Regions from separate parts of the Homo sapiens genome. Here region 1 is linked to region 2. The links are chromatin loops, found by intact Hi-C in ENCODE. Cell type or tissue: dorsolateral prefrontal cortex. All regions are shown on one strand. Each heading gives the region's core, and the rest is flanking DNA. Links, peaks and the distances in the headings are about the cores only.

Region 1 (5,383 bases), core at 63-5,062, 260 kb after region 2:
CAATTGATACTAATTGATACTCTGAGAATTCCTGCTGTAAATCAACTTGTCTAATTTTGAGAAATGTACTTTTTCCAAATGTATTTCACCAGTGAATCTAGAATGCTGTTTTCTTTGCATGTTTACATTTTGAGGGTCAGCGATGTCCTATAAGATATGTTGGAGAAACTTTCCTAGGTTGATACAAACTAAAATAATAATCAGAATATGCATGCCCTCTTATTCATTCCATTTCCACCTGTATTGTCTTTTGTGGTACTTTTCTTCTGGATAGCCATAAATATAATTTTCAGTTTCGGGGAGATTTAGTTCTTCATTTAAAAGCTTTCTATTCTTCAATTAGAACACAATGAAAGATTTTCAATTTTTTAAAAATGTAAATACCTATTTTATTGAAGCAGCCAATGTGTGACTACTCTTTAAAAGGGACTGTTGTGGCTTTCTTTGTAGCAGATGCTTTTAATCATTAGGGCTGCACTGAGACAAGAATTTGGTATTGAGGAAATAAGATTTTTTTTAGAGTCAAATTATAAACTCAGCATACTGAGGGATCTGAATACAGATACGCAGAGTCAACTCAAAGAGAAGGAATAATATTGTATTCTCAATATTATTTGAGTGAGTCTATTAAATATCCAAAGAACGACTGTCATTCAGACTGCCGATTGTTTGGTCTTGGTTACTGGCTAGTGTTAGCAGTGCCCATCTAAGCCTCATGTAGGGGATAAGGAGCCTAAGTGAAGAGACTTTTTACTTGTCTGGTTCCATTCATCTTTAAGGCCATCTCTCTTATGAAGAATTCATTTAATTAACTCTCCGTGTTCACACAACAATCTTCTGATGAGGTACTGGCTTTCCATGCAGGTTCCCTTCAATTAATATGCTGGTTATGGCAACCAGTATATCATAGTCCATGTGAAAGTTACAGTTGTCATATAATATTTTGCAATTCTGATTTTACATCATTATATATATAGAGAAACCAGAATATGTATCTTTAATATTCTCCTGAAAGTTAGATTTGCCCTTAGTTGTGATGACAAAATCAGGTTTACAGCCTACTAGGCTGAGAAACTTGACAAATGTACCAAAATAATGCCATTCTGTGGGTTTCTTAGAAGATAGCTAGCCAACTTTCTCCCACAGAAGTGCTAGCATCACCATTCTCTGAGTGCATTTCCCTTTTTGAGGTTGACATTTTAACAATAAACATTGGATGAGTGAATAAACTTGTCCTTAAGCCGTAAATCTGCTGAGTGGATGTATTCCGTAAACTAAACCATAGATAGCATCAGATGCTGTTTGAATCTGAAATTATGTGTGTCATCTCAACATGCAACTAGATAGTAGATTCACTGCCATATCCCTGCTCTTTCTTTCCCTTTACAGTTTTATACTGGGTCTATTTCAGAGACCTAATGGTGGTAAATAAATAGTAAACTCTCAGTGTTACAGCTCATGGTTTTCCTTCCCTGTAGAACTTGTAAACAAAAGGAAAATGGCAAGGATCTATTGAAGGGCGAAGTTACTGTTAAGATCTACTGTGCTGTGTCAAATGTGTAGCACTCCACAGTGATTAAACAGGATGACAATTATTTTTAGCTCAGATTTGTTCACAGCACTCCATAGAAGCAAAAGTTGCTTTTCTCCATTGTCTTCCAAAACGCTTAGCACAAAAGTCGCATTCTAGTGGAGAAACAAACTGTAATTTTCTTACTTGAAGTAGAAAAAAAAAAAGATGGGTGAATTGTTTAAGGCGTTGTATATTTGCTTGCTAAGGTATTTCCACAGGTTGCAATGTTATTTGGAGTCAAAATATTAAATATATCCCATATGGTAGAAAGAATGTCAGACTAGACTAAATTGTTTTAAGCTCTACTCATATTAGCTGGGTGATTTTGAGCAAATTACATAGTGTATGTTCTTAGTATTCTCATTATTCTTTCCTCTTTGAATTGCATGAAGTCATATGAGAAAAAAATGAGGTGAAGCTTTAGCTTGGGATCTGGCACATAGAAGGTCCTTAATAAATGATAGCTTCTATCATTGTAATCATTAGTATTACTAAAATACCTACTACTATTAATGTTATTAATATTATTGAACTTGGAACATGTCAGTGAACATGTCATGCATATCTGGTTACTGTAGGGAATACATAGCAGATATGTTCCCTGATTTCAAGAGCTTTATTACTTAGTTTTCTGGCTTCCAGGAACTAATAATGTATTCTAGGTCAACCTATTTAAAGCAAATAAGGAACAATATAATAATTATTATTACAAAATAATTGCATAAGACAGTTTCCCAATCTGGCTGGGTATGAAAATCACCTGGGTGATTATTTGAAAATATAGGCCTCCTGGACCAACCTCGAAAATAGTAATTTTAAAATATTTATTTTGTTATGTTTTAGTGTGTGTGTGTGTATATATATATATATATATATATATGTGTGTGTATATATATATATATATATATATATATATATATGTATATGTATATGTATAAAGAGAGAGAGAGAGAGAGAGACAAGGTTGCACTCTGTTACCCAGGCTGGAGTACAGTGGTGCAATCATGGCTCACTGTAGCCTCAACCTCCAGGCTCAAGCAATCCTCCTGCCTCAGCCTCCTGAATAGCTGGGACTACAGGCGTATGCCATCAGGCCTGGATAATTTTTAAAATTTTTTGTAGAGACAGGGTCTCTCTGTGTTACCCAGGCTGGTCTTGAACCCCTAGGCTCAAGTGATCCTTCTGCCTTGGCCTCCTGAAATGCTGGTGACAGGCATGTGCCACTGCACTTGGCTGAAAATAGTAATTTAAGAGTTCTGTGGTAGGTTAGTTCATCTGTATTTTTGACTAGAGCTATAGGAGATTATCTTAAGGGGTTTCTAAATTGGTGCACACTAAAAGATAATATTCAAGGTACTTTGGAGCTTTTGAATTTAGGTGTATTTAACTTATGTATGTGTTATAGTTTCTGACCAAACAAGCTTGTGAAGGTGGCTTGACTGTATTCTGGTTTTTTGTTTTGTTTTTTTTTTTAGTTTCTCACAATTATATATATACTGTTTTCTATCTACATTGTTTTAAAGAAAATTTGTTACCTTTTGAAGCATTTTGTATCTAGAGCTGTGGTGTTTTATTACTACTCTCCAGCTTATTTCTTTAGATGTTAAATTAAAATCCACAGATATTACTGAAGCTGTATTGCATTCTGTGTTGGGTGGCTTGGCATCTCTGAGGACAGTGCTATGAATAATTATCCGTCCTGTGTGAAATGTTTAGGTGAAGTAACATCTGGAACTCTGAGGATTGGTGCTGTTAGTGCACCGATCTATAATGCACATGAGAAAATGAAAGTGCCTGATGTTCTTTTCTATGACAACATTCAGGTAAGAGTATTGCTTTGTGTTCTTGGATAAATCACTTAAATTGTGGTAGTACACTCCAATTCAAGTGAAATTGACATGTAATTATTTTTGTGATTTCCTAAATTTAATTTAGATGATGCAAAATGAAGTGTTGAACATCTTTTTTTTTTTTTTTTCTGTGATGCAGTCTCACTTTGTCACTCAGGCTGGAGTGCAGTAGCACGATCTCGGCTCACTGCAACCTCCACCTCCCAGGTTCAAGCGATTCTTCTACCTCAGCCTCCCGAGTAGCTGAGACTAGAGGCATGTGCCACCATGCCTGGCTAATTTTTGTATTTTCAGTAGAGACAGGGTTTCACCATATTGGCCAGGCTGGCCTCAAACTCCTGACCTCGTGATCCACCTGCTTCAGCCTCCCAAAGTGCTAGTATTACAGGCGTGAGCCACCATGTCTGGCCGAACAACTTTTATTAAGACATAAGACAGAAAACAGAAAATTTTTTCCAAAGGTACTTAAAAATTGGAGGAATGGTTGCTATGATTAGGGTAATAAATTTTATATATATTAAGTATATATATAAGTACATATATTAAGTATATTAAGTATATATATAAGTACATATATATAAAATATATACACATACACACATATAATTATATATGTAATTTTATATGCAATTTTTAAATTAAACATTTTAAAAACAAAGCAGAGCTATCATCCTCTTTTACTTGCTTGTTAAAGATTTCAGTAGTTCAGAGGGATATGTCCTATGCATCCTTTTTCTCATACTCTTCTTTTTCCTGCAAGTTTCTAGTATTTTTCTTTTCTTTCCTTTTCCTTTCTTTTTTAAAGGAGGAGGGTAGAGAATTCTCTCCTTGTAAACTAGCCAATAATTATGGACCTTCCACTAAGACATATAAGTTTGTATCTAGAAAGCTTTATTGTAGATGTTTACTTTAATAAGAATTTTTTTAGAGAAAATTACCTATAATATAAAAATGTTTTCTCTTCCAACTTTTCTGTCAAGTGGCTGTGTATTACTTTTATAGTAAAACAACTACTTAAAATTTTCTATAATATATTTTAAGTTATATTAACTTTATAGGTATCTAGACATATTATTCTTAATAAAAATCTTGGTTAAAAATTCTGAAATCTGTCAAAACTATATTTTTTATGTCGTAGAAAAGAGCATAACCTTGATTTGATTTTTATTCATTTTATAGCCAATTAACTAATGTTTTATTTTTCTTCTGGAGCATTAATGCTCTTGCACAATCAGTAAACAAATGAACAGAAAATAAAGCTACTTATAAGACACAAAAGTAGAAAGAAAACTTGCCTGTCAAAGGCAAAAACATGATTATGAGGAAAACATACTATTTCCAAGCACTGATAGTATTACACTCTATTCATATAGTGGAAAGGAACAAAGAGACAAAGAACAAAGAGACAAAGAGACAAAGAACAAAAGACAATTTGAAAAACTCCATGGTGGCAAAGATTGAAAAGACTTCACAGGATATAAGAATGTAGGAAATACAGTAGCAGCAAAGACCATTGTGCCCTTGAACACAATGTCTGTTGCCATGGTGTTTGTGACATGGACATTTAGGACTCAGGGCTGCCATGAACTTTACACAGTGGCCCTGAGGGACTTTTCTTAAGCTGTCTCCAAACGTACCTTCTCTTCTTAAAGCATTATGAATTAGCCATTAATGAAAACTTTTTAGCTGTACCAATTGTACGGACAGTAGCTTGATTAAATTTGCTTCCATTGTGTATATTATTACTTCCTTTTATGCTGTACTTCATCTTTGAAGCCGTAGTCAGTGCCTCTTGCAGATTTAGGTGCTTCTGTATCATCTTGTTGTCCTATGCCCTGTTGTGTCCTTACCACATTGTGTTGAAATGGACTTTTAAAACGTGTTTTCCATATCACTAAGGCACAGCCCTATGTTTTCTTTATTTAATATTTCCAGCAAATAGTAAAGTGCCTGGCACATA
Region 2 (5,383 bases), core at 70-5,069:
CTTCCACATTTTTGAAGTGTTGGCTAGAATTCTAACTACCTATTTTCCCCCCAGTAAGGCTTGTTTGGCTAAATATCTTTCTACCCATCCATGCCCACCACTAAAGTATTTTTTAATTGATTAGAAATTTAGTTTATGCCTCTATTTCCACTGAAATTTGATTGCATTTCAAAGCTAGCATTAAAGAAAATACACAGAAACTTAGAATGCTAAAATTTATCTTCTTTAGGCCCAATGACTTCCCCAGAATGCTAAGGCTGATCGTTTATTTAAATGGTTCGCTTAACTAACTTCAGTTCATCTCCCAATCGTGTCGTAAAGTTCAGCAACAGCTCAACATGGCTGCGTTTTAAGAAAGAAGTGCTGGGGCGGGCGCAGTGGCTCACTCCTGTAATCCCAAAACTTTGGGAGGCCAAGGCGAACGGATCACGAGGTCAGGAGATCGAGACCATCCTGGCTAACAAGGTGAAACCCCGTGTCTACTAAAAATACAAAGAATTAGCCAGGCATGGTGGCACGCGCCTGTAATCCCAGCTACTTGGGAGGCTGAGGCAGGAGAATCCAGGAGGCGGAGGTTGCAGTGAGCCAAGATGGCGCCACTGCACTCCAGCCTGGGCAACAGAGTGAGTCTGTCTCAAAAAAAAAAGAAGAAGAAAAAGAAAAAAAAGAAAGAAGTGCTGTTCTCTTTACTGTTTGTCAGCATCAATTCCTGATACTGTGTTTACTCTTCTGCCTGAATAGTTCCACGCAGAATCACACCATCATGTTTTAGGTTCCATCAAAAATGAATGAGGAGAGGCCAGGTGCAGTGGCTCATGCCAGTAATCCCAGCACGTTAGGAGGCTGAGGTGGGCAGATCGCTTGAGCCCAGGAGTTCAAGGCCAGTCTGGGCAACATATCTAGAACTATAGGTGCGCACCACCACGCCCATCTATACAAGAAAATGCCAAAATTAGCCCGGCATGGGGGCAAGCACCTATAGGTCCCAGCTACTCGGGAGGCTGAGGTAGGAGAATTGCTTGAGCCCAGGAGGCAAAGGTTGCAGTGAGCTGAGAATCAGGCCCCTGCACTCCAGCCTGGGTGACACAGTGAGACACTGCCTCAAACAATGAGGAGAGTAAATGGTTACATGCATGCTATTGTTATATGTACATGCCCTTATGTTATCCCATAAGGGATAATGCAACAGGATCTGTTCATTATTGAACAGAATGAATATTAAGCGTATTCAATATTGTTCAGTATTGAACATTCCTTTTCATAAATGTAAATGAGCATACTTTTATGGTAAAGCATTAAGTTGCCTATATTTGAATTTAAAAAGCAAATTTTACATAACTCTGACCTGTAATCCTAGCTCTTTGGGATGCCATGTCAGGAGGATCTCTTAAGGCCACAAGTTTGAGACCAGCCTGGGCAGATCCCACCTCTACAAAAAAAATCCAAAATGAGCCCAGCATGGTGGCATGTGCCTGTAGTCCTAGCTACTCAGGAGGCTGAGACGGGAGGATCCCTCCTGGCTGCAGTGAGCTACGATCATACCACTGCACTCCAGCCTGGGCAACACAGCAAGCCCCTGTCTCAAAAAAAACAAAACAAAAAAGTTTTTAAATTAAAAAAAAACTTTGAAATGGAGTCCAAGTCAAAGCAGGTATTCCTAACCTGAGGTCTTTGAGGATCCACAGATTGGTCTTAAAGAAATCTGTGGTACTCTTGAAATTGTATTAAAATGTTTTACATATATATATACACACACACATCAATACATATATAAAGCATATGTATGTAACATATATGTCACATAAGTGCATGTTTGAGGGAAAAAGGGTCCATAGCTTTGATCAGATTCTTAAAGGGATTGCTGACCCCAAAAAAGGTCACAAATCCCCAATTTTGATGGATTTTGTGTCCCTTCAAAACATATTTAATCTGTCTCTCCACCCCCTTTTCCCCTTGCTCCAAATGCCTGAAAGGTTTAACATTTAAACACTACTTTTTTCCCTAATGTATCCCACATTTATCTTTATATGCCACTTTTTAGTAATTTGGATAAATTGTCTTTTTTAAGAAGTTAAATGAAAATTCCCTTCATTAGTTCTTCGATGGACTTGGTGATATCTGTACGACCACAGGGTTTAGAATAAAGTCGCTTGTAAAAAGTATTATTTTATGCCACATAGCCATGATCTCTGAATGTATTTTTTGTGACTTTCTGATTGTAAACCATTAACATATACGAAACAAGACATTCTGTTTAGTTAAGAACGTTAGCTTTCTGAGGTCAAGGATCTGTTTCTCTGTTGTTGGTAACTGCTATCCAACAGTCCCGGAACATAATAGGTGCGGAATGAAAATAGGTGCAGAGCAAATGAAAAGGCCTTCAGTGTTTAAAGAAAATAAACCTAATTTTTAAAAGATGGCTCTGCAGTCTGAATAAAGTATTGTAGTCCATTCACACATTTATGTTAGGGCTCTAGTTTTAGAGGCTCCAGTGCTAAGACTGGAAACTGAATATTTTCTGTGGAAAATAAATGAGCATTTTACTTGTCACTTTTGAGAAGAAAAAAAAATTATCTAATTTTCTAAATGTTAAGTAGTTCCGACATCAGCAGCCTAAAGCAAAACACATACACCCGGATATTTCCATTGTGATTGGTGTTGGCTTAAAGTATGCAGGTTCCTACAGGAAAGTTTAAAAGTAAAGTCACTGAATTTAGTTCTCAATGATCTTTGATTTAAACTTCAAAACTGGATTGTATTTTTAATTTGGAGACTAGCTTAAGCCCCTGTGATAACCACAATGGAAGAAACAAGAGCAGATGGGCAACCTGACGACATGTTCAAATTCACGAAAGCAAAGACAGCTGCAGATGCAGAGGGATCAGAGTCGAAGGACGCTTCTGAAAGGTCAGGAATCAGGCCGAGAAACGTACTCTGGGCAAAGGAGGTACTCTGGGCAAAGGAGCTGAGAGCGTATATACTAGAAAAGAAAAAGGACAGCCAACCCTGGCACCTGACCTAGCGGCTCTCAACAGGCAGAGGGCCGGCCTGAGCAGACTCGGAGAGTCCCTGGGAAAACAGCATCCGAACACGTTGACCGGAACATGGGTGAGGCCAGAAATTTCGGACGGGGCTTTTCAGACTGGCTCACAATGTCAACCAAGAAGGAGTAGCAAATATCGAGGCAGGGCGTGGAGAGTCAAAATTCGACGCCAGGGAAAAGGCAGCCCACACAGGCTTCCAGAGCTCTGAGTGAGAGGGGGATTCCGGGGTGGAATCCCTGGAGGGATGTGAGACGGTTCTGTTTGAATCGGAAGAGAGAAGGAAGTTGAGGGAGTTTGAGGGAACAAATCCAAAGCCCCCTGGTCTCTTCCTCCTTATCCTCGCACACTTAAGACACGCACACACACTACTCTTGGTTCCTAAAATTACTCAACCTCCGCGTTGCGTGTGCAGCGAAATCCCAGGCGAAAGCGAAGTCAGCTTTCTGCTTCGTCCCCGGCAAAACCCGTTGCACCCTCCAGACGCCCAAGCTTTAGCGGCTGGCAGGAGTCGGAGGCGTGGTTCTGGGCTCCGCGCCGCGCTCAGCCTCTCCAGGCGCGTGTCCCCGGGAACCTGCGCGCCCAGGTGACGACCAGGGCGCGGTCTCGACAGGGAAAACCGGGCTCCTCAGACTCCCCACGCTGACCGCGCAGCCTGGCTTCTCCTCTCCCCCGCCTACATTCCACGGTCTCAAAGCAAGTGAAAAGTTGAGGAGTCGGTGAAGCCGGGAAACGGTCCTCGCAGGGCCGTCGCCAGCGGTTTGCCAGCGGTTCCTCGGGGAGAGCCTCGATCAGCCGGACAAAGGCGCTCCAGGCGGCGCGCGAGGAGGAGCCCGGGCGGCGGAGGAAGCGCTAACCCGGCTGGGAAGCAGCTGGGGACCTCATCCCGGGCCATTTCCTGAACGGAACCCGGCCCGGGCGGGGGGAGCAAAGGAGAAGCGGGAGGGGGTGGGCGCGGGCGCGGTACCCACCGGTTCCTCCCACGCTGGGCTGCGGGCGCCGGGCGCGGGGCGCACGTGCTGAGGCTCCATCGCGCCAGCCCGCGCCCGCCGGCCGCCCGGGCGCGCAGACCCGGGTCCCCGCCGCCGCCGCTGCGCCGGGGCTCCTGGATGCGCTTCCCTCGCCGCGGTCCCTCTCGGCCGCCGCCGCCGCCGCCCCGGCTCCCCGCCCGGGGCCAGCCACCGGCCCACCCGCCGTCTCCGGCTTCCGCCGCGCTCTCCCGCCCCCGCGCCGGTCCCTTCCTCCTCCGCCGCCTCCTCCTTCTCCACGGTCCCGCTCCCCTGCGCGGCTCCGAGCGGTCCGCTCCCCGCCACCGCCGCAGCCTCCCACGGGCGCAGAATCCGCCCCTCGCTCCTTCCTCCGCCCCCGGCGCCCTCCCCTTTTCCTCCCCGCTACCCGCCCCTCCCCCCCGCCGCCCCTCCTCCCGGCGGGTGGCCCGGGACACACGTGACCCCCCTGTCAGGCCTTATAAGGCGCGGAACCGAAAGCGGCCGCCGGGTGGTCACGGGCACCGGGCGGCCGCGCGGAAAGGAGCGGCCTCCCCCGGGGCCGGGCGCGCGGAGAGCGGCGAGGAAAGCCCGGGCTGGGCTGGGCTAGGCTGGCCACCGCGCTGGCGACGGGAGCAGACGCGGGTCCCGGGAGACGCCTCCCAGCGCCCCTGTCTCTCGCTCTCGCCGTCTCCCGGTGCAGCCCGCACCCGCCTCCCTCCAAACGCTGGCGGCCCGCGCTGCAGGCGCCTCCCCTCCTGGGGGTGCTGAGGCTTGAGCGAAATCCCACTGGACAGTAACCGGCTTCAGCGGAGCGAAAACTCAGCCGCACTCCAGCTACGCTCCAGGGCAAGCTGCGCCGGGCACCGTTTCTTCCTTGTGACGTTCAAAAGAATGCAGATGGGTTACCAACTACAGGAGAGGTTAAACTTGAGGGCGTGCTTTTTAAATTCATTATCAACGTTTTCATGGAAAGAACCGGCTAAGGAGTCGATCTGTCTTCCAGTTTTATCCCTAGACTCAAATTAGGACATGGGCTGGCTCTCAGTGAGCACTCAGTAAACAGCAAGTCTCCTCCTGCCCTTTGAAAAAGCGTTTCGGATCATCTTGGCATTGTAAGCGATTTTCATCTAGTTCCAGTCCAAGTGTGACTGGCTTTACACAGGTTACTCCCCCTCCTGGACTTTCAGGTTCGTTCTTTCAGCATCTTTTCAGGGCCCTCAATCATGCCATCATGTCAAATGCATTCACAAATTTTAAAAACAAATCGTCAAGTCAAAAACACATAATTGATCTAGCCCGTCCCCAGCCCTCTAATTCTTCAGGATCCTGCAAACCGACTTCTGTGCCGGCTGT

The links. Hi-C counts contacts between places; a loop is a spot of excess contacts. Peaks named below come from ENCODE experiments on the same cell type or tissue, not always from the same donor. Only the 100,000 strongest peaks of a DNase experiment are listed, where the experiment ranks them.
Region 1: it touches region 2 in a loop (2.7-fold over the local background); 2 of 110 quality-filtered maps call a loop at or near these places.

Annotation. Positions count from the first base shown.
Region 1 is chr13:41,781,808-41,787,190 of GRCh38, reverse strand. It overlaps VWA8 (von Willebrand factor A domain containing 8), which reads left to right. Exons shown (of 45, transcript NM_015058.2): 19 at 3,290-3,396. Among named protein-coding and RNA genes, the nearest start is that of VWA8, 180 kb to the left of the region's middle. In dorsolateral prefrontal cortex, for the core only: no CTCF peak of the experiment used is centred there; no DNase peak of the experiment used is centred there; H3K4me3 peaks cover 1,113 bases; H3K27ac peaks cover 1,774 bases.
Region 2 is chr13:42,039,572-42,044,954 of GRCh38, reverse strand. It overlaps a transcript of DGKH not described here. Among named protein-coding and RNA genes, the nearest start is that of DGKH, 6.4 kb to the left of the region's middle. RefSeq lists silencers at 3,861-3,970, 4,161-4,250, 4,271-4,830 and an enhancer at 4,981-5,150. In dorsolateral prefrontal cortex, for the core only: CTCF peaks have their summits at 2,837, 3,036 and 4,643; DNase peaks (open chromatin) are centred at 3,054, 3,820, 4,464 and 4,784; H3K4me3 peaks cover 2,696 bases; H3K27ac peaks cover 2,007 bases.